2 separate regions of the Homo sapiens genome follow, and region 2 is linked to region 1. A link is a loop called in an ENCODE intact Hi-C map of the cell type or tissue named here. Cell type or tissue: psoas muscle. All regions are shown on one strand. Each heading gives the region's core, and the rest is flanking DNA. Links, peaks and the distances in the headings are about the cores only.

Evidence for each region. A loop is a pair of places that touch in the nucleus more often than their neighbours do. Peaks named below come from ENCODE experiments on the same cell type or tissue, not always from the same donor. Only the 100,000 strongest peaks of a DNase experiment are listed, where the experiment ranks them.
Region 2: it touches region 1 in a loop (3-fold over the local background); 6 of 110 quality-filtered maps call a loop at or near these places.

The regions. Positions count from the first base shown.
Region 1 is chr21:42,862,374-42,875,811 of GRCh38, forward strand. WDR4 (WDR4 tRNA N7-guanosine methyltransferase non-catalytic subunit) reads right to left here. Exons shown (of 11, transcript NM_018669.6): 3 at 11,178-11,318; 4 at 1,067-1,223; 5 at 1-21. Among named protein-coding and RNA genes, the nearest start is that of WDR4, 10 kb to the right of the region's middle. RefSeq lists an enhancer at 3,434-4,129. In psoas muscle, for the core only: no CTCF peak of the experiment used is centred there; DNase peaks (open chromatin) are centred at 2,623, 3,225 and 3,518.
Region 2 is chr21:42,908,369-42,923,119 of GRCh38, forward strand. It overlaps NDUFV3 (NADH:ubiquinone oxidoreductase subunit V3), which reads left to right. Exons shown (of 4, transcript NM_021075.4): 4 at 496-4,931. The coding sequence ends at 653. ERVH48-1 (endogenous retrovirus group 48 member 1, envelope) reads right to left here. Exons shown (of 2, transcript NM_001308491.2): 2 at 8,435-10,923. The coding sequence starts at 10,638. The coding sequence ends at 10,156. Among named protein-coding and RNA genes, the nearest start is that of ERVH48-1, 9.9 kb to the right of the region's middle. RefSeq lists enhancers at 6,396-6,903, 6,904-7,410. In psoas muscle, for the core only: no CTCF peak of the experiment used is centred there; no DNase peak of the experiment used is centred there; H3K27ac peaks cover 1,930 bases.

The sequences.
Region 1 (13,438 bases), core at 1-8,000:
GCGGTCATCAGGACTCACAGCCTGCATCACCAGGGGCCAGAAAAGAAAAAGCCGCTCACCTGAGTCTTCCCGAATCAAGTCCCTCATGGAAGAAGGCAGGGAAGCTGCAGCCTGGCCGCCAAGAGGATGAGGCCTTCGAGGACAGACCAGCGTGGCTCCTCCCCTCCTCCCGTCCCTACGTCTAATTGGTGGCCCTCATTCTCCCTCCCCAGAGGGTCCCTGGCCACCTCTAGCCCTCACTCCTCAGTGCTAGAGCAGGCTTCTGGGGTGGGGCAGTGCCACCCCTGCCTGCCTGTCTCCCGCACCTTGGCAAATCCAGGCCCCACGCCCATTTCCACCCGCCACAGGCCTGCTGCACCCTCCTGCCCAACACTGGGTTGCCTTCCTTGCCTTCCTGTCACACATGTCCCCACACCCATCTGTCACCAAGTCCCAGTGAGGTTCCCTTTGATACCCCACACTCGCCATTGTTCCTGACTGTCCCTGTGTGCGTCCAATCCCAGCTCCACCACCCGGGCTGTGGGCCTGCGCCCTCTGGGGCTCCAGGTGTGTGTCTGTGACACACGGGGCACACAGAGTGGGGTGACAGGGGCTGCTGGGAGCAGTGCTGAGGTGATGCTCCTACAGCACCTGGCACAGCTCCCGGCCAAGGAGGCGGAGCCAGAGGCTCGTGGCTGCACCTGCTCCTCCCACACCTTCACTTCCAACCTGGGGCCACCTACTGACCACCTCCTGTCTCACTTGCCTTCTTCATTCTCCCTGCTGTCTGCTCCACCTTCCTAAATCCTGTTCCCACCACTCCCCTGCTCCCAAATCTGCAGAGGGCTGTCCCTGCTACGGGGGAGCCCCATTCTCCCCACCAAACGCTGGGGCACAGACCGGGCAGACGTTGATTCAGCCTGTACCCCACATACCATGTCCCCCACGTACTGCGTCTAACAGCATGGACAGGTGCCTGAGCCTTGACAGGGTAGACATTGACTCAGCGTATGCCCCACGTGCCACGTCCCCCATGTACCGTGTCCCACACCTGCCATGTCCCCCACCTACCACGTCCCCCACCTACCACATCTAACAGCATAGACAGGTGCCCCAGCTCTAGACGGCCACACCCGTGTGGCTCCAGCACCGAAAAGGAGTAGACGTCTCCAGACTTGTCGGCCACCAAGACCTTCTCCTCCGAGGCTATGAAAGTCAGGGCTGTACACCTCCTTGCCACGGTCCTAGAAGGCCAGAAAGACACCCCCATTAGCTTCCAGGAGCAGCGCAGGGTCCTCGACAGCCTGGCAGGCCACGTGGGCGGTGGCAGGCACCGGTACCTGGCCATATGCTCTGTTTTCCAGCTGCTGAAGGTGGTGCCAAAAAAATTAAGCAATGCTAACAACTGGAACAAAGCCAATGCCTTCGACAAATTTACTTTCACAACGTTTTTCTTTAAGAAAATTGCTCCTAGCCGGGCGCAGTGGCTCACACCTGTAATCCCAGCACTTTGGGAGGCCGAGGTGGGTGGATCACAAGGTCAGGAGATTGAGACCATTCTGGCTAACACGGTGAAAACCCCGTCTCTACTAAAAATACAAAAAATTAGCCAGGCGTGGTGGCGGGCGCCTGTAGTCCCAGCTACTCGGGAGGCTGAGGCGGGAGAATGGCGTGAACCCGGGAGGCGGAGCTTGCAGTGAGCCGAGATCCCGCCACCGCACTCCAGCCTGGGGCGACAGAGCGAGACTCCGTCTCAAAAAAAAAAAAAAAAAAAAAAAGAAAAGAATAGAAAATTGCTCCTGATGGTGGGATCTAGGTGGTGGATAAATGCGTGACAAAATCCTCAACTTTCCTGTGTGTTTGAAAACTGTCATCAAGAAATGGGGGAATGGTTCCTTAACCCCAGAGTCTTCATCATGCATTGAGGGAGACAACGGCCCTCTCCATAAACGCTGAGTGTGCTGGGGGCCACTGTCAAGGACAAAGGCAGGCACCAGTCTCCAGGGCCCCCCAGCCTTGCCGCTCCCCTGACCCACACTGACCCCTGCTGCTCGTTCTGCTGCGTCGAACCAGGAGCCTCAGACAGAGAGCCGTGCCCCATGCCCTGCAGAGGGATGGAGGGGCCTGGCCACCCTCAGGGCAGGACCCAGCCCAGGGCAGCAGTGAGGCAGCACCCTACCCTCCTCGGGAGGAAGCTCGGTTATCCAGCGTGTGAGAGGCCTGCGCTCCCCCCAGTCCACATCCACATCAGCACATCCATGAATCCAACCCCGACCCAGAGTCATGGATGCACCAGAGTTCCGGATGCAGCACGTTTGCACACTGCTTCAGCAAGAACCAAAGTCACAGTTCGCTCCCTCTCCTTCGCCAGGGCTCAGGGCTACACTACTTCCTGGGGCTCTCATTTCCACATCATTTCTACTGGAATCGTCCCGTATTTATGTCCTCTCCACAAGGCAGGGACCCATATGTTCTATTTTACATAGATATGAGTTGTAGCACAGCTTCCCACACACGCAGTTAGCCACAGGGCCTCACTACAGAACAGCAGCCAGCCCTGCTTCCCCACCCCCAGGGCTGTGGCAGCACACACTGCCCAATACGCAGCCAACACCAGGCAGACAAGTACAGGGCGCCCGGCCCACTGCGGCTGGAAATTGAGATGGAAGCTTCAGGAACGCTGTCCTCAATGAGGCCCCTATGTTTCTCTCAGGGGCAGAGGGACTAAAAGACAGAAAAGGGCAGGCAGGACCTTTGGGCCACACCCCAGGCTGGAAGCAGCATCCCTCCTCCTCCCTCACAGCTGTGCAGCAGAGCTGCAGAAGGGAGGCAGAAGGGAAGTATAACGGGGTAAACACAGAGAAAACAAGGACAAAGAAAGATAATTACGCTCTGGGGCAAGATTAATCAGAATTCTCAGGGTGCACTGCAATTTAAACAAACAGCCCTGCACTGCACCAGCGACACAGCCCCCAATGTCCGATGGGCTCATTAAGCAGCTGCCACAAACACGACCATGGTGGCACAGAGGAGCAGCCCAAGAGGATGCCACAGGGAGGGGGGATGGACTTGGACTCACAGGGCGCTCATCCCCCCAGCCTGGCTGGAAGGCGTGTGGCACAGATGGCCCCCGACACCGTGCCTCCTGCCCAGCTCAGCAGAGGGCACTGCTCCGCGTCCCTTTGTCCTGCCCCAGCCGGAGGCTCCCAGCCTCTCCAGCTGGGCTTATCCTGGCACCGATTCTAGGACGCAGCTGAGCCTTACTCGCAGGCTTGGGTGCTAGGATCCAAGGGAGGTCACAGAATGGGGCAGGTCACTGGACCAATGGCAAGCCGGCCTGTCACCCTAGCTGAGGCACAACCCCGCCCGCCCTCCAACCCCCAGCCTGTGCAGGGTCTCGGGTCTCGGGTCTCAGCACTCCCTCCACAGTCACTGGGTTCAGGGCCCAGAGACCAGCAGAACCTAGCAAGTAACCACCCATCTCCACACCCTCCGTTCTCTGCCAGGAGTCGAGTGGCTGAGCCCTGAACTCCCAGACTGAGTTGGCACTGCCCCAAGCCCCCCTCCAGAGAGCCGCCTGGGCAGCCCCAACAGGGCACTGAGGACACCAGGCACCATCCACACCCACACTCCAGCAGCCAGGTGCTCTCTCTCCACCCCCTGGGCAGAGCGAATCAGATGGTTCTCTGGCTCTGCCTTTCCCACGTGCTGCCGTGGCTCTCACAGTTGTTTTCGGAAACACAGACTCCACTGGGAGGATTTCTCCCTCATAAACACACATGTCAAAATCAATGTATCACTCGTCACCCTGTGTCCTCATCTTCGGCTTGGAAAACCTGGCCTCAGTCCCTCGGGCCAAGAGTCTCCTGACTGCCCAGGTGGCAGGCCCTCCGTCCCTTGCGGTTCTAAACTGCTACCTGGGAAAGAATCGTTGCTGCCCACAACTTCCATCTTGGCTACGCCTCAAAACCCTTCAACAGGAAGCTTCCCAGCAGCAGCACAGTAACAAAGCAACCATGGGACAGAGCCTAGGGTCTCGCCCAGCTCAGGGGCATCCTGCAGCGGTGCAGGGCCTCAGTGAAATGCAGAGAGGCTAGGAGTACATGGAACCTCTAAAACTGAATGGAGGTGGATGTGCTAAGCGTGGGCGGTTTTCTGGGGAGCGGGTGCATCAGATCTAAGAGTCTGAGATCTAAGAGGCATAAAAAGCCTCCAGGTGTGGGGAGCAGCCCCCATGTTTGCGGACCAGCCACAGGGTGCTGCCTGCCAGCTCAGCATGGTTCCACTCACCCTAGTCCTCTCCTTGAAAGCAGCTCCTGATAAAACTCACCCTATGCCCCTCTCCCTGCCCCACTCGCATCCCCCAAACCTACTCCTCCTGCCACAATAATCCCCTCCAATTTCTCACTGAGAGAAAGGGTAACAATTTCACTCCACCCGATGCTGAAAAGTTCACAAACCCACAATTCTAAAGGAATTTTAAAAAGATTATTGAGGAATTTGCCAAGAGATGTTGAAAGTGGCAGTAACTTCACAACTGTACCCACTGTCCTGCAGTTCAACTAGAGAAAGGGGAGGCAGCAAGGCGTGCCCTACACCAAGGTCAGGAGAAACCCCAAGCCACACCATCGAGGCGGGATTTTGTAATCTGCTGCCTGGACTGCATCAAATCACATGGTCCATCTTCCACACCACCTAAGGCAAACATTTCCTACACGAAGTTATACTGCTGACATCACTTTCAAAACCAAGAGCAGGCCGGGCGCAGTGGCTCACGCCTCTAATCCTAGAGCTTTGGGAAGCCAAGGTGGGCAGATCACCTGAGGTCAGGAGTTCAAGACCAGCCTGGCCAACATGGCAAAACCCCATCTCTACTAAAAATATAAAAATTAGTCAGGCGTGGTGGCTCATTCCTATAATCCCAGCTACTCAGGAGGCTGAGGCAGGAGAATCGCTTGAACCCAGGAGGTGGAGGTTGCAGTGAGCCAAGACCGTGCCACTGCACTCCAGCCTGGGTGACAAAGAGACACTCCGCTCCACCAAAAAAAAAAAAAAAAAAAAGTGAACGCACAGGTAAAGGGGCACTGCCAAGAGCCAAACACTGCTCTTTGCTCACATGCTGCAGGCTGCCCATCCCTCATCCCAAATGCTCGGGACGAAAAGTGCTTTGCACTTCAGATTTGTTCAGGTTTTGGAATATTTGCAAATACTTACTGGCTCAGCATCCCTAACCTAAAAATCCAAAATCCGAAACATTCCAGTGAGCATTTCCTTTGAGCATCTTCCCTATGCTCACAAAATTTCGGATTTTGGAGGATTGTGAATTTCAGATTAGGGGTACTTAAACTAGATGCACTGCCCACTCTTGGACTTGTGCTTTTTTTTTTCTTTGTAGATACGAGATCTCACTATGTTGAGGCCAGACTGGCCTCGAACTGCTGGCCTCAAGGGATCCTCTCACCTTGGCCCCTCAAAATGCTGGGATTACAGGCATGAGCCACCATGCCAGCCTCCCAGAGTTTTACCAGGTGCTTCCATAAAGAGAATCACACCAGCACACAACCTTCAAAAGACGAGTCAACACAGCAAGACATCTCCCTCTTGGCAAAGCACCTACAACCAAGGATGAAGAGGCCCCCCACCCGCCCAGCCTGCAGCGGTATCTGCATCCACCACGAGTCCCAACTCATGGAGCTCTCAACCTCAAATGACCTCCTCCAAGAAGCCAACTGCCACAGGCAACCACATTGAGTGGAGAGAATTCTAGATTCCTCCCTCCTCTGGGCCATGCACGATGCCAGGAGCAGAGGCCCCGTCCCTCTGGAGGAGTCAGAACCCCTGGAGGAGCCCTGGGCCTCCGCGCTTCCATCAGGGTGAAGAAGCTCCACTGTTAGGAACCAGGACACAGCGGGCAGGCAGACTGGACATCCCCTCTCTCCCAAGTTCAAAGTGAGACACTACCTCTGGACAGCAAGCTCACATTGAAGTAAGGTGACATTCCACCCACGTCTCCATCTTTCTGGCAACCTCAGAACTTCACAGCCGCAGCACTGTCCAGACTTGAAAGAGTCAGCGTCTTCAAGACACGAGTGAGCTCCCTGCCCGCTCACCCCCACCACCAGCCAGGCCTACGGCACACACGGCCAGACCCAGCCTCCCCTACCCTCTGCAGGCAGTGGCTACTCCTCAAATGGTGTCTGGTACCAGACATCAAAAGCCTTGGCACAGGGTACACCCTCTGCATAGTGAAGAATTAACCTTGCCTTTGGCCTCATCTCCAAGAGTAGGGGCCTTGGGCCCCACAGGCAGCCTAAGTACGTGATTTAGGGCAGGGGCCTGGGGCCACAAGGTGTCCACTCCACCTCTGGAGGGGCTGGGAACTAAAAGTCAGCCACCCCCACAGCATGTGATCAACCCCAAGGAAACCGCTGGACACCAAGGCTTGGGAAGCTTCGCCGTGTCTGTTGTCACACATTGGTGCCAGTAAACCCACACTGTCCACACCTCTGCTGTCCCAGTTGCTCTGGCTCAAACTTCCCGAAGTTTAAAGGCAGGAAGAGGTACAAGGAAACACTAGCATTTGAGCAGTGGAACAGTGCAAACAATGTAACAACTCAGCTACAGGGAATGACACAGTGTTGTCAACACTGCCCTGGCGGGGGGGAACAGGCTATAGGCTAGCACATGCCACCACTACAGTGTAACACATGCAAATCCTGTAATCCATCTGCAGAGAGGAGGAGGAGGGCCTGGCCCCAGTGCTCATCCCATACTCTGGCTCTGGGTGGTGAAATTCAGGGTGGTTTTTGTTCTTGCTCTCATTTTGTACTTCTCAGTGGTTTCCAATTTTCTGTACGGACCAAAACCAAAGGATAAAAAAGGCAAAAGGTAGCATGAGAGGACACCGAACTGTACTCCAGGGGAAGCAGACAAGTGAGAATTCACTCCCAACTTCTACAACCCCACTCACCATAGCTGAACGGGAACCCACACACTCCACTGTTGTCTAAGTAACTGGATCACGTCTGAGATCCGTGTACACATCGGCACGTGGATCTCAGCTCTGCACTTGTTCTTGACCCCAGGGCTTTGAAGTTTTGTCAGCTAAGGCAAGGGTATTGGAAAATGCTAATCCAGTCTCAGTGGTTACCGGTGCAGCTCACCTTACACACCTGTGCCACAGAAAGGCCGTGTGAGAAAGGCCATGTTGAGAGCCACACTTTGGGAGATGGGCTTATTTTGTAAAACTAAAGTGTCCAAATATAAAGAGCTCCTACAAATAAACAACACCCCAATGGAAAAACATAGGATATGGAAAAAAAAAAAGTTTACAAAACACAAATGATTCTTAAGTATATAAAGAGTTGCTCTTCTGGCCAGGCGCCAGTGGCTCACACCTGTAATCCCGGCACCCTGGGAAGCCGATGTGGGTGGATCACCTGAGGTCAGGAGTTCAAGACCAGCCTGGCCAACATTGTGAAACCCCATCTCTACTAAAAAAATAGAAAAAATTAGCCGGTCGTGGTGGTGCATGCCTGTAATCCCAGCTACTCGGGAGGCTGAGGCAGGAGAATCACTTGAACCCAGGAGGCGGAGGTTGCAGTGAGCCTAGATCGTGCCATTGCCCTCCAGCCTGGGCAACAACAGCGAAACTCCATCTCAAAAAAAAAAAAAAATGCTGACCACCAGTAGAGGGATAGTCAAGAAAACTGCTGTAGCTGGGCTCAGTGGCTCACGCCTGTAATCCCAACATTTTGGGAGGCCAAGGTCAGCGGATCACCTGAGGTCATGAGTTCAAGACCGGCCTGGCCAAAATGGCAAAACCCCATCTCTACTAAAAAGACAAAAATTAACTGGGCATGGTGGTAAGTGCCTGTAATCTCAGCTGCTCGGGAGGCGGAGGCAGAAGAATCGCTTGAACCCGGGAGGTGGAGGTTGCAGTGAGCCGGGATTGGGCCACTGCACTCCAGCCTGGGTGACAGAGCGAGACTCTGTCTCAAAACAAAGAAAGAAAGAAATCACAGAGCATATGGCCTAGCCCAGATGAAATGAATCACAAAGTCTGTGCTTTCACAAGACACCCAAGCGGCTCTTGTGCACTATGCCTATGCCAAAGCTCAGCCAGGGCCTTTACTTTAGGAAAAGAATTACCAGGCCAGGCGCAGTGGCTCACTCCTGTAATCCTAGCACTTTGGGGGACTGAGACAGGTACATCACCTTGAGGTCAGAGTTCGAAACCAGCCTGGCCAACATGGTGAAACCCCTTCTCTACTAAAAATACAAAAAATTAGCCAGACGTGGTGGCACATGCTTGTAATCCCAGCTACTTGGGAGGTTGAGGCAGGAGAATTGCTTGAACCTGGGAGGCAGAGGTTGCAGTGAGCTGAGATCACGCCATTGCACTCCAGCCTGGGAAACAAGAGTGAAACTCCGTCTCAAATTAAAAAAAAAAATTACCATCAGATTCCCTTAGATCATTTCATTTTTAACTTTTGGGAGTCCAAGCCCCCTTTGAGAATCTCATGTGAATTATGAAAGCTCTCTACAGCAGCCAGTGTCCGAAAGGCAAAATGAACTGTTATGTGCTTAACTGAATCCTCCAAACCACAACTCCTATGTTGAAGCCCTGACCTACCTAGGACCTCAGAATGTAACTGTATTTGGATAGGACCTTTACAGAGGTGAAACAGAGGTCATTGGGATAGCCCTGACCCCATCTGACCAGTGTCCTTTCAGGAACAGGAAATGAGGACATAGACACAAAAGGACGACTCTGTGAGGACATAGGGAGAAGACGCCATCAGCAAGCCAAGGAGAGAGGCCTCAGAGGAACCAGCCCTGTCCTGCCAGCCCCTTGATCTTGGTTTTCCAGCCCCTACAACTGTGAGAAAATTGTTATTTAAGGCCCCTAGTCTGTGGTATCTTGTTGGGCAGCCCAAGCAGACTAGGACAACTACTATCTTCTTTCAACACTGAGAGGTGAAAACCTGTCCATCCCTCCTTCCCACAGGTTGTCCAAGAAACCCAAAGTCAAGGCCAACCTACTAGAAAGCCCCTGCCACCTGCAGAGATCCCTGTGGAGGGGCTCAGAGCAGGACACCTCAAGGCCACCTTGAGGCATTCACCCTGAATCCTGAAAACACTTCCCATCTTCTCTATTCTAGGTCCTAAATGACTTACTCATGTGGCTATCTTAGCAAGAGGATGCCGTTCACAGGCCTTTCAAGATAAAGATGACGCGATCCACAGCAGTCAGGTGGAAGCAGCCATTTATTATCAGTTATAACTCAGACATGTAGGGACATGCATTTAAAAGTCATTTTCCTACTGGGAAACCATCACTGCCTATGGGAAAGGAGCCAGAAGGTGGGTAAGAAGGGAGACTGACGCATACTCTTTGGTTTAATTTTGTTGTGTTTTAAGTTTTTAAACCATGTGCATCTATTACCTACCTGATACACAAAGACACAAAAACATATTGTAAATCACATATACATAAAAACATATATAGTAAAACCCGTATACACAAAAACACATAGAGTAGAAATGATGCAGCGTTTCAGGGCTTTCTTTTTAACCTGACTGGAAGAGAGGACAGAGCAGGCATTCATTGCTTTTGATGCCACCTAGAATTTGGCTTTTTTTTTTTGAGACGGGGTTTTGCTCTTCTCACCCAGGCTGGAGTGCAACGGCATGATCTCGGCTCACTGCAACCTCCGCCTCCCAGGTTCGGGAGATTCTCCTGCCTCAGCCTCCCGAGTAGCTGGAACTACAGGCACGCACCACCATGCCCAGCTAATTTTGTATTTTTAGTAGAGACGGGGTTTTGCCATGTGGGCCAGGCTAGTCTCGAACTCCTAATCTCAGGTGATCCGATCCGCCTGCCTCGGCCTCCCAAAGTGCTAGGATTACAGGTGGGAGCCACTGCACCCAGCTGAATTTGGGTTTTTACTCTTCTCTTTGAAAATAAGATGAGGCTGGGAGCGGTGGGTCATGCCTGTAATCCCAGCACTTTGGGAGGCTGAGGCGGGTGGATCACCTGAGATCAGGAGTTGGAGACCAGCCTGGCCAATGTGGTGAAACTCTGTCTCCAGCAAAAAATACAAAAATTAGTCAGGCATGGTGGTGTGCACCTATAGTCCCAGCTACTCGAGAGGCTGAGATGGGAGAATTGCTTGAAACTGGGAGGCGGAGGCTGTAGTGAGCCAAGATCACACCACCGCACTCCAGCCTGGGTGACAGAATGAGACCCTTCTCCAAAAAAAAAAAAAAAAAAGATGAAATAAAAATCTTAAAGACAGGCCGGGTGTAGTGGCTCACACTTGTAATCCCAGCAGTTTGGGAGGCCGAGGCCAGCGGATCACCTGAGGTCAGGAGTTCAAGAGCTGGCCTGGCTAACATGGTGAAATCCCATCTCTACTAAAAATACAAAAAATTAGCCGGGCATGGTGGCAAGTGCCTGTAATCCCAGCTACTGGAGAAGCTGAGGCAGGAGAATCACTTGAAGCCGGGAGGTCGAGGTTGCGATGAGCAAAGATCGCGCCATTGCACTCCAGCCTGGGCAACAAAAGCAAAACTCCGTCTCAAAAAAATAAAAAAGGAGGAATAGGGAAGGCAGAAGAACCTTTCCGGACTTTGCTAAGTAAGAGGGCAAGGCATAGCGATATCTCCCGTTCTTGCCAGAGTTACTGGCCTCCCCATCCCCACGGATCCACTCCCCATCCACTCTTCAGATACTCAGACATATGTGCACTAAACCCACCTAGCTTAATACTATGGTACAGACCCCTCAACAGACCCCAAATCCCTATCACTCTCCAGGGCAGGCTCACAGCCTTGTTCCTGCTAATCACAAGGACAGAGGACTGCCCTGGAAAACAGGGGCACCAACACTGTAGGTGGAGGGACCAGCAGCAGGGCCCGGCTCTGTCTTCCGAGCCCACTGATCGGAGTCTGCTATCTAACTGTTCACCACCCAGCGTGGGACAGAACAGCACCCCTGCACCCTCCCAGAACTGCCGTGAGGATCAGATCAGCCAACACACATGTGGCACTGAAAGTGGTGTCTGGCACTGAACTGCGGCTCCGTGTCAACCACTTATCACCCTTATCACCATGTTATGGTCACTATTGCTACAGGCATGCAAGGATAAGGTGTGCATTCGACATCTTAAGAATCCAGCGTTAGCATCTCATACCTGACACTCAGACATTGCCATGGTTTTGTACGGAAAAGAATCAGACGCTTACTGTCATCGGTTAAAGCAAAATAGCTGCCAGACTTGGAGAAGGTGGACGCCAGAATCGCACCGCTCCCCTGGTCCAAGGGCGCGTCCTCCCTGAGGAAGAGAGGAGGAAGACGGTTAAGCTTCACCTAAGGAAATAAGGCTGCATTCCTTGTTGGCCAGCGTGGTAATTTCTAACATGGGAGGAGGTAGAAACTGTTAAGGGGATCACGTAGCCAAAATACAGACATATTAAAGGGACATGGGGAAGTTCAAAACAGCTCTAATTTTATCAGCATGAAGCCTAACTAAACAGAAAATCTCCCAGCATACATGCCAGAACCCAGAGAGCTAAGCTGGAAGAACCCTCAATGACACATGGCCCTCTTCCTCATGGGCAAGGACTAACCCAAGGCTAGAGGCAGGGATAAACTCACATTAACAATACTAATAACAGGCCAGGTATGGTAGCTCAGACCTATAATCTCAGCACTTTGGTGTTGCGAGAAGTCAGGGACCCCAAACGGAGGGACCAGCTGAAGCCATGGCAGAAGAATGTGGATTGTGAAGATTTCATGGACATTTATTAGTTCCCCAAATTAATACTTTTATAATTTCTTATGCCTGTCTTTACTGCAATCCCTAAACATAAATTGTGAAGATTTCATAGACACTTATCACTTCCCCAGTCAATACCCTTGTGATTTCCTATGCCTGTCTTTACTTTAATCTCTTAATCCTGTCAGCCGAGGAGGATGTATGTCACCTCGGGACCCTGTGATAATTGCGTTGACTGCACAAATTGTAGAGCATGTGTGTTTGAACAATATGAAATCTGGGCACCTTGAAAAAGAACAGGATAACAGCAATGTTCAGGGAACAAGAGAGATAACCTTAAACTCTGACCGCTGGTGAGCCAGGCGGAACAGAGCCATATTTCTCTTCCTTCAAAAGCAAATGGGAGATATATAGCTGAATTCTTTTTCTCAGCAAGGAACATCCCTGAGAAAGAGAATGCGCCCCTGAGGGTGGGCCTCTGAAATGGCCCCCTTGGGTGTGGCCATCTTCTGGTCGAGACTGTAGGGATGAAATAAGCCCCAGTCTCCCATAGCGCTCCCAGGCTTACTAGGATGAGGAGATTCCCGCCTAATAAATTTTGGTCAGACCGGTTACTCTCAAACCCTGTCTCCTGATAAGATGTTATCAATGACAGTGGTGCCCGAAACTTATTAGCAATTTTAATTTTGCCCCGGTCCTGTGGTCCTGCGATCTCGCCCTGCCTCCATTTGCCTCGTGATATTCTATTACCTTGTGAAGCATGTGATCTCTGTGACCCACACCTATTCGTACACTCCCTCCCCTTCTGAAAATCCCTAATAAAAACTTGCTGGTTTTACGGCTCAGGAGGCATCACGGAACCTACCGACATGTGATGTCTCCCCCGGACGCCCAGCTTTAAAATTTCTCTCTTTTGTACTCTGTCCCTTTATTTCTCAAACCGGCCGACGCTTAGGGAAAATTGAAAAGAACCTACGTGAAATATCGGGGGTGAATTTTGCCCAATATCTGGCTGAATTTCCCCCAATACTTTGGGAGGACAAGGCGAGAGGATCGCTTGAGCTCAGGAGTTCAAGACCAGCCTGGGTAACATGGCGAAACCACGTCTCTACAAAAAACTACAAAAATTAGGCAGCCCTGGCGCGGTGCCTCACACCTGTAATCCCAGCACTTTGGGAGGCCAAGGCAGGTGGATCACGAGGTCAGGAGATCGAGACCATCCTGGCCAACATGGTAAAACCTCGTCTCTACTAAAAATACAAAAAAAAAATTAGCCGGGCATGGTGGTGCGTGCCTGTAGTCCCAGCTACTCAGGAGGCTGAGTCAGGAGAACCACTTAAACCAGGGAGGTGGAGGTTGCAGTGAGCCAAGATAGCGCCACTGCACTCCAGCCTGGCAACAGGGCAAGACTCCATCTCAAAAAAAAATTAGGTATGTTGGCATGTGCCTGTAGTCCCAGGTACTTAGGGGGATGAGGCGGGAGATCACCTGAACCCAGGAGGTCGAGGCTGCAGGGAGTTATGTTTGTGCAACTGCACTCCAACCGGGGTAACAGAGAGACCCTGTCTCAAAAAATAATAATAACGATAAAACAAACTGAGCCACAATACCAATGATAACTAAAGAAAGCCACCATACGAAACACTCACATGCTCTACTTTTATATCTCAATTAGC
Region 2 (14,751 bases), core at 2,819-10,818, 49 kb after region 1:
GAATAAACTTCCAAGTAATATCTTTCTTTTTCTTTACTGTGGCTTTTGTAGGCTTTTCTTTTTTAATTAGACAATTTGTTCCTCACAGATAGGGTTGATGAAGAACGCTTGGTAGGTAAGCACCTGTGTGTGAGCCGAGTCATTCATAAAGAACTGTTCACAGATAGGTTGATGAAGAATGCTTGGTAGGTAAGCGCCTGTGTGTGAGCCGAGTCATTCATAAAGAGCTGTTCACAGATAGGGTTGATGAAGAATGCTTGGTAGGTAAGCACCTGTGTGTGAGCCGAGTCATTCATAAAGAGCTGTTCACAGATAGGGTTGATGAAGAATGCTTGGTAGGTAAGCGCCTGTATGTGAGCCAAGTCATTCATAAAGAGCTGTTCACAGATAGGGATGATGAAGAATGCTTGGTAGGTAAGCGCCTGTGTGTGAGCCGAGTCATTCATAAAGAGCTGTCCTTGTGTTGGTCTCATGGGCATCGTGTTTCCTCCGCAGAGCCAGCCCCAGTGCCTGCTGAGCCGTTTGACAACACTACCTACAAGAACCTGCAGCATCATGACTACAGCACGTACACCTTCTTAGACCTCAACCTCGAACTCTCAAAATTCAGGATGCCTCAGCCCTCCTCAGGCCGGGAGTCACCTCGACACTGAGGGCCCTCGGTGTGAAGATGAACCTTCCACCGTCTTCACTGCATCCTGGAGTGCAAAAATAAAATCCACTCAAGAGTCACAAGGCCCGCTGTGCATAATCGGTTTCACTTTTACCTTTTTTTTTTTTTTTTTTTTTTTGAGACAGGGTCTCACTCTGTCACCCAGGCTGGAGTGCAGTGGCACATTCTCGGCTCACTGCAACTTCCGCCTCCTGGGTTCAAGTGATTCTCCCACCTCAGCCTCCCAAGTAGGTGGGATTACAGGTACTCACCACCAGGTCCAGCTAACTTTTGTATTTTTAGTAGAGACAGGGTTTCACCATGTTGGCCAGGCTGGTCTCGAACTCCTGACCTCAGATGGTCTGCCCACCTCCGCCTCCCAAAGTGCTGGGATTACAGGCGTGAGCCACTGCGCCCGGCCACTTTCACACTTTTTACAGTGAGTGGTGAATTAGCAACAGTAACACTGATTATCCAACATATATTTTGGAATATCTACTATGTGCAAGGAATTTTTCTTAAACTCTAAGGTTATGAATCACTGGGCAAATCCATATAATTAGAGAATTTTAAGTGCTTTAGAGCGGTGTGATTCTACTGTGCTCAGCCTAGTCAATTTCGCATTAAACTGATTATCAGCTGAGTATCAATAATGTAATAGTGACTTCTTTTATTTTTTTTGAGATGGAGTCTCTGTTTCCCAGGCTGGAGTCCAGCGGCACAATCTAAACTCACTGCAACCTCCGCCTCCTGGGTTCAAGTGATTCTCCTGCCTTACTTAGCCTCTTGAGTAGCTGGTACTACAGGCTCACGCCACCATGCCTGGCTAATTTTTTTTGTATTTTTAGTAGAGATGGGGTTTCACCATCTTGGCCAGGCTGGTCTTAAACTCCTGACCTCATGATCTACCTGCCTCAGCCTCCCAAAATGCTGGCATTATAGGCGTGAGCCACTGCACCCAGCCAGTAATAGTGACTTCTAATCCTACAGCCCTGGTTTTTGATCATTAGAAACAGGAGTTTTGGCCAGGTGCAGTGGATAATTCCTGTAATCCCAGCGCTTTGGGAGGGCGAGGCGGGTGGAGCACCTGAGGTCAGGAGTTGAGACCGGCCTGGCCAACATAGTGAAACCCCATCTCTACTAAAAATACAAAAATCAGCCAGGCATGCTAGTGGGTACCTGTAATCCCAGCTACTCAGGAAGCTGAGGCAGGAGAATCATTTGAACCTGGGAGGCGGAGGTTGCAGTGAGCAAGATCGTGCCATTGTACTCCAGCCTGGGCAACAGGAGTGAAACTCAATCAAAAAAAAGGAACAGGAATGTTACTAATTTTAACTACTGCATTGCAAACAAATTGTATTGCAGTATTTTACCATCAGAAAAGGAAGGGAATTGTTTTGTTTGCCTCTGTTAGATATTTTATATAAACTTGAGGACATTTTCATTGGTGAGATTCGGAAGAGGTGAAGTTTCTTGCAGTACAGGGACGAAGTAGGAAGAGGTGAAGTTTCGTGCAGTACAGGGACGGAGTAGGAAGAGGTGAAGTTTCGTGCAGTACAGGGACGGAGTAGGAAGAGGTGAAGTTTCGTGCGGTGCAGGGACGGAGTAGGAAGAGGTGAAGTTTCGTGCGGTGCAGGGACGGAGTAGGAAGAGGTGAAGTTTCGTGCGGTGCAGGGACGGAGTAGGAAGAGGTGAAGTTTTGTGCGGTGCAGGGACGAAGTTGCTCCCCGCTGGCCACAGGCACTCAATGAGCTATTTTACCTATTTAGGGTTTCTGGGTTGGCCAAGTAACCTCCCATCCCTTGTGATAGATAACTTTAAGTCACACCTTTGGGGGCAATGTGGGGGGCTCCTGTGCATCACATGGAGCACGCTCCCCCAGCACTCTGCAGAGACAGACCCCCAGTCTGACTTAGAGAAAGTAACCAATGTAGGTGAGGGCCAGGGCACGGTGGCTTACGCCTGTAATCCCAGCACTTTGGGAAGCCAAGGCGGATGGATCACTTGAGGTCAGGAGTTTGAGACCAGCCTGGCCAACATGGTGAAACCCTGTGTCTACTAAAAATACAAAAATTAGCCAACTGTGGTGGTGCGTGCCTGTAATCCCAGCTATTCAAGAGGCTGAGGCAGGAGAATCGCTTGAACCCGGGAGGCGGGGTTTGCAGTAAGCCGAGATCATGCCATTGCATTCAGTCTGGGTGACAGCGTGAGACTGCATCTCAAAAAAAAATTTTTTTTTTTAAATATCAAAATTGAAAACTAGTATTGTGGTCATCTGCCTCAAATTGTGTTACCACACGGGAGACTTAGCAACTCAGCCAGATTCTTCTAAACACATTTTTTATAATAAAAGTGGTAAAACTACATTACCAAAAAGAAAATAGTAAACTTACCTAAAATCCACTATGCTAACCCACCCTTTTTTTTTTTTTTTTTTTTTTTTTTTTTTTGAGACAGCCTCACTCTTGCCCGGAGGAGTGGTGCGATCTCAGCTCACTGCAGCCTCGTCCTCCCAGGCCCAAGCAATCCTCCCATCTCAGCCCACTTTGTAGCTGGGACTGTAGGCACTGGCCACCATGTCCGCCTAATTTTTCTATTTTTTGTAGAGACAGGGTTCAAGAGATCTGCCTGCCTCGGCCCCAGAAAGTTCTGGGATTGCAGGCGTGAGCCCCCATTCCCAGCCATTAACATCTTACAGGATTCCCCAGTGGTGGTGGTAGGTGTAACCATTTTAATGTACCTACAACTTTTCTATCCTGCTATTTGCATTTTTTGGTTTTTCATTTAATAGTTCTCAAGCTGGGATCCGTGGAACTACTGTGATGGGCGGTGATGCTTTGGAAATGGAAATTCCCTTAATATTAAAATGAACATGAATATATTTTGATTTGCATATATTTTTAAGATAAAGCATGAGACTTGTATAAAGTTCTTTCCTGGCTGGGCGCGGTGGCTCATGCCTGTAATCCCTGCACTTTGGAAGGCTGAGGCAGATGGATCACCTGAGGTTGGGAGTTTGAGACCAGCCTGACTAACATGGTGAAACCCCCTCTCTACTAAAATTACAAAATTAGCCGGGCGTGTTGGTGCATGCCTGTAATCCCAGCTACTCAAGAGGCTGAGGCAGGAAAATCACTTGAACCCAGGAGGCAGAGGCTGCAGTGAGTGGAGATTGCAGCATCGCACTACAGCCTGGGCAACAACAGCAAAACTCCGTCTCAAAAAAATAAAGTTCTTCCCTTAGAACTAGTCCTGTTGGGCTAGTCTTTCTGGGATTTTGGTTTACTCTCCTCCACCCATTGGAAGGGCTTAAAACCGAATAGCCAGCACCAAGCACAGCTCTGCATTTTGTAGCTATCACTGCAGATGATTTCTTGATAGTCCATCTGGTGGCAATACAGTGGTCACCCAAGGGGCCATTGTTTGGGTCTATGTGATTTCCCACGTTCTGTTGGAGGCCGGGCGCAGTGCCTCACGCCTGTAATCCCAGCACTTTGGGAGGCTGAGGTGGGCAGATCACGAGGTCAGGAGATCGAGACCGTCCTGGCTAACACGGTGAAACCCTGTCTCTACTAAAAATACAAAAAATTGGCCAGGTGCGGTGGCTCACGCCTGTAATCCCAGCACTTTGGGAGGCTGAGGTGGGCAGATCTCGAGGTCAGGAGATCGAGACCATCCTGGATAACACGGTGAAACCCCGTCTCTATTAAAAATACAAAAAATTAGCCGGGCATGGTAGCGGGCGCCTGTAGTCCCAGCTACTTGGGAGGCTGAGGCAGGAGAATGGCGTGAACCCAGGAGGCGGAGCTTGCAGTGAACCGAGATAGCCTCACTGCACTCCAGCCTGGGCGAAAGAGCAAGACTCCGTCTCAAAAAAAAAAAACAAAAAAAAAATTAGCCGGGCGTGGTGGTGGGCGCCTGTAGTCCCAGCTACTCGGGAGGCTGAGACAGGAGAATGATGTGAACCCGGGAGGCAGAGCTTGCAGTGAGCCGAGATTGTGCCACTGCACTCCAGCCTGGGCGACAGAGCAAGACTCCGTCTCAAAAAATAAATTAATTAATTAAATTAAATAAGTGGGTGTTTTAAGTGCTCAGCTTCCTTGGTTCTACCACCTTCTCTCCCTGACCCTCCTTCCCTTTCCCCCTGACCTTGGCCTTTATTCTAGAACGGATCTGAAGCAATAGGATATAAAAAATTCACAACTGCTAAAACAGTGTTCCTTCTAGTGTAATTTTCACCCTTAGAGACCTGTCTGTAATAAACATTATTTGAAATGCCTACTATATGCTAGGCACTATGCCTCGGCCACGGGTTCAGACGTGATCGAGACAGCCTGCCTTCTCTGAGTGTATGGCCTGGGAAAGGGGGCAGCTGAGAGACAGATGCATGGCGATGTGCCGGATAACAGACGTAGAAGGCAGAGGCAGGGGAGCTGTCTGGGGAGAGGCAAAGATGGGGATTCATCAGAGAAGGCTTTGAAGGACATGATGCCTAACCTGGATGTCGAAAGGGATTTTGCCAGGAGCACAGGGCACTGGTGGAGGGAGCCCTGCGGGGCAGTCCTCAAGGCCTCCGGATGGGTGTGAGAGGCACCGGGGCTGAAGCAGCATCTGGGTTTGAGGAAGCCACAGCCCCTTGGCTCTCCACTGCAGTCTCAGAGCAGCCTCAGGCTGAGTAAGTGGCTGAGGCCAATCCTTTAGGAAACGGCACCACGCCTGGCTAATTTTTGTGTTTATACTAGAGTCAGGATTTCACCATTTTGGTCAGGCTGGTCTCAAATTCCTGGCTTCAAGCTATCTCTCCCCCTCAGCCTCCCAAAGTGCAGGGATTACAGCAGGAGCCACCGTGCTGGCCCATATATGCCATCTTTCAACTGCCTGTATTCAGAGACTCTCACCTCCTCAAGCCCTTCGTGGGAGGAAAACTAGACAGTGAAATCCAGCCAAACAAGAGATGAACTAACATTAAAAATTCAAAAATTGGGCCAGGCACGGTGGCTCATGTTTGTAATCCCAGCACTTTGGGAAGCCGAGACAGGTGGATCACCTGAGGTCAGGAGTTTCAGACCAGCCTGGCCAACATGGCGAAACCTCGTCTCTACTAAAAATACAAAAATTAGCTGGGCATGATGGCGGGCGCCTGTAATCCCAGCTACTTGGGAGGCTATGGCAGTAAAATCGCTTGAACCTGGGAGGCAGAAGTTGCAGTGAGCCAAGACCACGCCCTTGCACTCCAGCCTGGGCAACAAGAGCGAAAGTCATCTCAAAAAAAAAAAAAAGAAAAAAATCAAGAATTGAAGGCCACAGTAGTACTGGGGGAGACCTTAGAACCTATTTGCCTGTGAATTAAGGCTAAACAACTATGGAGATTACAAGACAGAATGAGAGTGTTATAAACCCTAACAAGTAAACAGAAGATAAACCAAGAACCTGGAGGACACAAATAGGAACTTGGGAGGTAGCCCAGGAGAACTCCTCAGCTCATCCTTCAGAGCAAATGAGTCAGTACTGTGCGGAATAGACACTTGGCAGGATGGAGATGAGAAATGTAAAATAGAAACTTGGAGGCCGGACGTGGTGGCTTACACCAGTAATCCCAGCACTGTGGGAGGCCGAAGTGGGCAGATCACCTGCGGTTAGAAGTTCGAGACCAGCCTGGCCAACATGGTGAAACCCCATCTCTACTAAAAACCCAAAAATTAGCCAGGCATCATAGCGCTGGCCTATAATCTCAGTTACCTGGGAGACTGCGGCAGGAGAATTGCTTGAACCTGGGAGGCGGAGGTTGCGGTGAGCCAAGATCATGCCACTGTACTCCAGCCTGGGCAACAGAGTAAGACTCCATCTCTAAATAAATAAATAAAATAAAATAAAAAGCAACTCTTGGCCAGGCACATTGGCTCATGCCTGGAATCGCAGCACTTTGGGAGGCTGACATGGGAGGGTCACGAGCTCAGATGTTCGAGACCCGCCTGGGCAACATAGTGAGACCCTGTCTCAAAATAAATAAATAAATAAAAATAAAGAAGCAACTCTTTTAGCATTATAAGATAGGGCAGAGGAAAAAAAGAAAAAAGAAACAACTCTTCTTACCAAAAAAGGTTGAAAATATCCCTTCTGTTGTCCCCGCCCACAATGTCTTAAACCTAGCAGGTGCTGACCTAAAGGAAGAAGCAGGGGTGGCCAGGCGCGGGGGCTCACGCCTGTCATTCCAGCACTTTAGGAGGCCGGGCGCAGTGGCTCACGCCTGGAATCCCAGCACTTCGGTAGGCCGAGGCGGGCAGATCACAAGGTCAGGAGATCGAGGCCATCCTGGCTAACACGGTGAAACCCTGTCTCTACTAAAAATAGAAAACATTAGCTGGGCATGGTGGCAGATACCTGTAGTCCCGGCTACTCAGGAGGCTGAGGCAGGAGAATGGCATGAACCTGGGAGGTGGAGCTTGCAGTGAGCCGAGATCACATCACTGCATTCCAGCCTGGGCAACAGAGCGAGACTCTGTCTCAAAAACAGAAAACAGAAGCAGGAGCAAAACTCGTGCAAGTGGAGATTCTCTGGGCCAAGTTTATGGACTGCAAGCCAGGAGCACTGACTCAAATGGCCCCGAATATCCATGCTGTGATTAGCTGCAGTTACAAGTGGCATTTTGTTGTTTTGTTTTTGTTTTTTTGAGAAGGGGTCTCACTCTGTCCCGGCTGGAGCTCAGTGATATTTTGTTGTTTTTCTTTTTTTGAGAAGGGGTCTCAGTCTGTCACCCAGGATGGAGTGCAGTGGCTCGATCTCGTCTCATTGCAAGCTCCGCCTCCTGGGTTCAGGCGATTCTCCCACCTCAGCCTCCAGAGTAGCTAGGACTTCAGGCGTGCACCACTATGCCCAGCTTTTTAAAAAATTTTTTGTAGAGATGGGGTTTCACCATGTTACCCAGGCTGCTCTCGAACTCCTGGACTCAAGCAATCTGCCTGCCTCAGACTCCCAAAGTGCTGGGATTACAAGCGTGATCCACTACTCCAGGCCTAAAAGTGGGTTTGGTTTAGTTTGTTTGTTTTTTTTGAGACAGAGTCTCGCTCTGTGGCACAGGTTGGAGCGCAGTGGCTCGATCTCGGCTCACTGCAACCTCCGCCTCCCTGGGTGTTTTGTATTCTTAGTAGAGACAGGGTTTCACTATGTTGGTCAGGCTGGTCTCAAACTCCTGACCTTGTGATCCATCTGCCTCAGCCTCCCAAAGTACTGGGATTACAGGCATGAGCCACCGTGCCCAGCCTAGTTTTGTTTTCTTGAGACAGCGTCTCAGTGGTGTGACCTCTGCTCACTGCAGCCTCTGGCTCCTGAGCTTAAGTGATCCTCCCATGTTGCCCATGTGAAAGAAAAATATTTTGGGCCCCAAAATCACTAAGGAAAAGTCAAGCTGGACACTGCTTAAGGGAAACCTGCCTCCCATTCTATTCAAAGTCACTCCTCTGCTCACTGAGATAGATGCATATCTCATTGCCTCCTTTGGAAAGGCTGATCAGAAACTCAAAAGAATGCAGCCTCCAGTGTCTCACCTTTCTGTGCCCAGCAAGCTCCCTCCCCGCTTGGAGTGTTCCTGCCTTTGCTTCAAGTTGTCCCACCTTTCCAGAAGAACCAAGGTGCTTCTTACATATATTGATTGGTGTCTCATATCTCCCTAAAATGTATAAAACCAAGCTGTGGCCCAACCACCCTGGGGACATGTCATCAGTGCAAGGCTCTTGCATTGGTTGGAACCCCGAGAGCGCGCCAACAGACAACATGAGGCGGTGTGGAGCAACATGCTGTTTTAATGAGCGCCTGCATGCAGACAGGCTGAGGCCTAAAATGGCATCAGCCCCAAGTGAGGATGGGGCAGGGGTTTTATAGTCCTCTGTAAACAGGAATTGTCCCAGCCTAACGTGACTGCTATGTAGTACCAGGGCGACCTCCCTCTTGATCTTCAGGGGGTACGTGTCTTCCAGCCAGCTCTCTTCCTGCCTCTGCTATCTTGCTGCTGGTGCAAGTTTGTACCTTGGGACTGGGCCTGAGGAGGAGGAGTTATTCATCCCGCAAGCTTTCAGGCCCCGAGGAGAATCTTCCATTCCTGTCTATTTGGTTATAGAAAAGGGGAAAGGGACGACTTTCTCAATAACTACTTCAGGCGTGACATAGGGGTGGCGTGGGCACCTTGGAAAAAGAAAAACTTAATTTTTGGGGTATTCTTGAGAGACGGGTTGGTATCCATCGTGCCGCTGTAGCAGGAGCATCATCTGGATTGTCAGGAGGTTAACTGTAGTTTCAACAAGAGTTTTAATGGGATACCACAGGGGAGAAACAGGAGGACCCCAGTGATGAAAATGACTGTCCCCACCAGCATTTTAAATCCTCCTAAATTAGAGAACCACCCTCCTAGAAGGTTTGCTGGGTCCCATCCCTCCCAGGTTTGGACTGGTACACGGGCTACTTTTCTGATGTTTGAAGCGATTTCCAGAACCTCTTCTCCATTATTGCCTATGTTAAGACAGCAATTGGAGATGTTAAACTTACCACAGCCCGCACCCTCTTCTGCTAATAAGTAGTCTAGGGCCAGCCTGTTTTGATAAATTGCCGCGCGCATTTGGTTTTGTTGTTGCGCGAGCATTTCTAGGGCTGAGGCAGTTTGGTTAGTGATTATCTCTAGAACAGCTTGTAGTCTAATCGCTCTATTTGGCATATATATGGGAGTGCGATAACCCCATGAACCATCCTCTGCCCAAGTGGCAGGACCATAGTATTCAATGATCCGTTGCAGAGGCCACTCGTCCTCTCACAATCTTTGGCTCCCTCCTACCTCCAAGGATCATTTTTCTCTGGTTATCATACACAGGGACTCTGAGGGTGTTGCCCGCCTGCTTCGGAAGTAAAAAGAATCCAGGTTGAATTGTGCCTAGGAAGCAAGTACCTTGCCAGTGATAAGGTAGCTGTGAGTAAGCCTGGGTTCCCCATATCCACAGGAATCCGTCAGTGGCAGTCCATTGTCAGCTGGTGTTCCTAGGATTGTCGCATAGTACACTTAGGCGGAGGTATGCGGCATAAGGGTTAGTGGTGTTCGTACAGTACCAGGCCTTTTTTGACAAGACACAATTGAGGTAGCTTAAGTTAGAAGGAGACCAGGCTCCAGGGGGTAACCTTGGCCACCACTCAGCTATGGAGGCATTGACTGTTAGGGTTTGGTGACGGGTTTTCACCTACGGCGCGATGGGTTTTATCAGTCCACTTGCGGGATATGCACACCGTCCCTCATACTGGGTTGGTAAGTGTCCAGGACTGCGGGCATTCCTGAGGAGTGAAAGTGAGTCTGGGGTTTTGGGATGCCTGTAAGTAAGGGGGAATGTCTATCCCGTCCCACAGCCACTGTTCACTCATAAAGCTCCCCCGCATACCCAACAATTGGACACATTCATGGTAAGCACAATGGTTCTCCTAGATCTACAAACAGATTTTTTCCTGGCTTAGGAAGGGATGCATCTGCTTATAGTTTTTGTATAAAGGAATGGAAATGCCGCGGGCGATTTTCAGGGGGAGTTGTTGGTTTTGAGGCTTTGGCTTTGGCTATAATCTGTTCTCTCTTTATGTCCTCAAGCACCTGAGTGTTTACTCCCCATTGTCCAATTTTGGTGAAGCAAAGCCACTGCTTCCCTCTGGGGCAAATAGCCCCATTACGACTGCCACATACTCCTAGATTCTTTACTTTATAATAACTCTTTCCTGATTCAACACATTCCTCGATTAAGTTTCCATAACAGGATCTTTCTATATGAGTATGGTAAGTAAAGTATTGTTGCATCTCCCCTCTGTAGTGCAAAGACTGATAACACTCACGGCAGCTCGGAGGGGCTGCTGTGGACAGCAGGACAGCTACTGACAGTATTAGGATCGTGGTGAGGGATATTCCCATATTAAGACTTTTGGTTGGAAGAGAGGTATAGAAAGTGGTTGGGTAGATACAGGCCATTCCTGGAAGCACGTGGTTAGTCTTCCTTGTGTTTTGGTTTTAAGAAAAAAATGTTGGTTAATTTAAACTTGGTAGGAGAAATTGGCCCAGACAAACACTTAGCTGTTAATGTTTTGGAGGAAGAAGCTGCCTTGGGGGTGAGCTTGACCCTGGTGCGATGGATCCAGTTGGGGAGTCCTCGGACTCTCACTGCAGTTGGTGTGCTGAGTATCACAGTGTAGGGGCCTGTCCACTTCGGTGGTAGCTTTTTGTGAGGGTCAGTTTGGCCGATAAACACGTCTGTGCCTGCAAGACAGTTATGATGTTGAGAGGATAAGGAGGTGTCGGCAGGGAGAGGCATGGCCTCACTCACTGCTTCACGAGTGAAAGACCGTGTCTGGATTAAGGAGGGGAGGTAATTCCTGAGTGGCTCAGAGTCTGTTAAGGGTGGAGGCTCTAAGACAAAAGTTCGGCCATACATGATCTCAAAGGGACTATAAAAAAAGGCTGCCTTTGGTGTTGCCAGAGTCTCATGAGGGCGAAAGGGAGACTTCTCGTACACGACTGGCAGATTTCTAGAGTGAGCTTGGTGAGTTGGGCTTTAAGGACAGAGTTGACCTTTTCAACTTAGCCTGAAGATTGAGGCCGGTAGGGTGTGTGGAGAACCCATTTTATTCCCAAGGATGTAGAGGCGCCTTGGGTGATTTGGCTGATAAAGGCAGGCCCGTTATCGGACCGGATGGATGTTGGGAGTCTGAAACAGGGAATTATATGCATGTTGAGAGTTTGTGTGATGATATTTGCACCTTCTGAAGTTGTTGGGAATGCTTCTACCCACCTGGAGAAAGTACAGACAAAGACTAGAAGATAGTGGAGCCATTTATGGGGCAGCATGTGAATAAGTCTACCTACCAATCCTGCCCGGGTACCTTGCCCTGGGCTTGGTGGGTAGGAAAAGGCAGTGGCCAGAGGGAACCCTGGGGTGACATTGAGTGGCAGATAGAGCAGGACTGGGTGACCTCTCGAACACGGCTGGAAAGATGAGGACAAATGAGGATAGGGCAGAGACGTTGCAGGACAGGTTTGTACCCGACGAGGACAAATGAGGATAGGGCAGAGACGTTGCAGGACAGGTTTGTACCCGACATGGAAAGAGTTGTGGAGGCTTTGGAGGACAGGGATTGTTTGAGAGTGAGGACAGCGAAGCGCACTTCCTTGACATACCGTGGTCCTTGTTTTTGAAGGTTTTGGGCTTGGCAGTCCTCCTTTTCTTCTGGGGAGTAAAGAGGAGAGAACGAGGACAGGGAAAGAAACTGGCCTTGCACGGGTTGTAGGGCCATTTGTTTGGCTACTCTATCTGCTAAAGCATTTCTGGCCAATATAGGATTGTCTGGGGTTTGGTGGCCCCTGCAGTGAATGATGGCAAGTTTCTGCGGGAGCCTGGCAACCTGAAGGAGCTTGCTGATGAGAGCATTCATGACAGGGGTGTTGTTTGCAGTTAGGAAACCCCCTTCTTTCCAGATGGACAAGTGTGAGTGCACTACGTGGAACACATAATGAGAATCTGAATACATGTCCAGCTGCTCGAGTGAGAGCTCAAGTGAGGACGATGAGTTCAGCCTTTTGGGAGGTGGTTCCTAGGGGGACCAGATTAGCTTCAATAGTGTGGGTGGGTGACACTATAGCATAGCCAGCATGTTGGCATCCTTGATGTAGGAAGGAGCTGCCATCTACAAACCAAGTAAAGGAGGCATCTGGAAGGGGTTGGTCTGTTAGGTGTGGAAAAGGTAAGAAAAGTTTGAACAGTGTCCACACAGAAGTGTGCAGGGTCTTGGGAGGTAGTGGCTTCAGGTAAGAGTGTGGCCGGGTTTAGACAGGAGCTGGTTAGCACGGTGATTTGGGGGGTTTCTATGAATAAAGCATACAGTTGGAGGAGCCGTGGGGCAGAGATGAGACTTAGTACGCTGCGGTGAGCTAGCATGTCTTTGATGCTATGGGCTGACTAAACTGTTAGGTTGGCATCAAGAGATAGTTTTAGGCTTTCAAGGGTGAGGACAGCAGCTGCCACCAGTGCTTGGAAGCAAGCAGCCCATCCGAGAACTGTGGTTTCGAGCTGTTTAGAGAGGTAGGCAACAACCTGGAGGGCGGGTCCCTTAGACTGGGTTAGAACACGTAGTGCGACTCCATGCCGTTCGTCAGGATAGAGGGAGAAAGGTTTGGTGAGGTCTGGGAGGGTGAGGATGGGGACTGGGGTGACAGACTTCTGGAGTAGGCAGAAAGGTTGGGTAATAGGCTGTGCAGGGTTTAAAGGCTCATGGAGAGGGCCTTTAGCAGCTTGGTATAACAGTTTGGCTAGTAGAGCGAAGGAGGGAACCCAGAGCCTGAAATATCCCGCTAGTCCTAGAAAAGAGAGAATTTCTTGCTTAGTTTGCGGAGGCGGGAGGGACTGGAAGAGGGATATGTGGTCTGTTATGAGCCCTTGGGTTCATGGGGTAAGAGCTAGGCCTAGATAGATGACTGAGGGGGTGCATGTTTGCGCTTTTTTAGGGGATACCTGATACCCCCACTCTGCCAGAAGTTTAAAAGAGAGATAGTATGGGCATTGCAGTCTTTTTGAGAGGGGCTACCCAGGAGCAGATCATCAAGGAGAGTGGACGGTTTTAGGGATAAGGTACAGAGGTCATGATCAAGGGCCTGTCCAAAAAGGTGGGTGCTGTCTCTAAAACCTTGAGGTAGTAGGCACCAGTGAGCTGATGTGAAAGGCGGGTGCTGTCTCTAAAACCTTGAGGTAGTAGGCACCAGTGAGCTGATGTGAAAGGTGGGTGTTGGGGTCTTCCCACATAACAACAAAGAGGTCTTGAGAATCAGGGTGCAAATGAACTGTGGAAAAAAGCATCCTTTAGGTCTAGGACAGAAAAATGGGTGGTATTGGAGGGAATTTTGGAAAGTAAAGTGTATGGGTTAGGGACTACTGGACATACTGGGAGTACAGTTTGGTTAATGAGCCTGAAGTCCTGGACTAAGTGGTAAGTTCCATCTGGCTTTTTAACAGGTAGAATTGGTGTGTTTAAAAGGGAGTTTGTTGGGCGGAGGAGGTGACTGGCGAGGAGGCGAGAAATGATAAGCTATAGGCCTACAAGAGCTGCTTAGGGGATTGGATACTGCTTCTGTGATAGGAACTGGGTGGGGATTTTAAGGGTAATGCAGAAGGGGGTGTGGTGTTTTGCAACTGAGGGTGTGGAAGTATCTCAAAACAGCGGGGTTAACCATGGATGGGGGATAAGGAAAGGTTGCATGTTTTAGGGTGGGAGGTTGCAGGAGTAGAAGAAAGTTAGAAGCCCTGGAGGGGTCTGGGTGGATGCGTTGGGTACTAGGGGAACGTGGGAGTGGAGAGTGGTGTGGAGTTTTGAAAGCATGGCTCTGCCTAGGAGTGGAGTTGGGCATGAGGGCAGGACTAAGAGTGAGTGAAGGAAGGCCGGGCGCGGTGGCTCAAGCCTGTAATCCCAGCACTTTGGGAGGCCGAGGTGGGTGGATCATGAGGTCAGGAGATCGAGACCATCCTGGATAACACGGTGAAACCCCGTCTCTACTAAAAATACAAAAATTTAGCTCGGCATAGTGGCGGGCGCCTGTAGTCCCAGCTACTCGGGAGGCTGAGGCAGGAGAATGGCGTGAACCCGGGAGGCGGAGCTTGCAGTGAGCGGAGATTGCGCCACTGCACTCCAGCCTGGGAGACAGAGCCAGACTCCGTCTCAAAAAAAAAAAAAAAAAAAAAAAAAAGTGAGTGAAGGAAAAGGCATGAAGGGAGCAGAAGGGTGGAGGGGGGCTCGGGATTTGGAGACCATCAGTTGTCCATCAATTCCCACAACAGAGACCTGGGAGGACTCGGTGAGTCCTGAAAAATTAGGTAAAGCAGAGTAGGTTGACTTGATATTAATTTTAAAAACATACTGGCCTACCTGCCATTATCAGGGTTACCCTTGGCTCAGATGAGGCAATGGTAGTTGCCGGGGTGTCCGTTCCAGGGCACTGTCAGTCTTCAGCGGCAAGGCCGATGAGATCGAGTAGGTTTTGGCCGGCTCAGGAAGGGATGGAGGCGGTCCTTGCAGGGGCCGCTCACAGTCCGACTTCCAG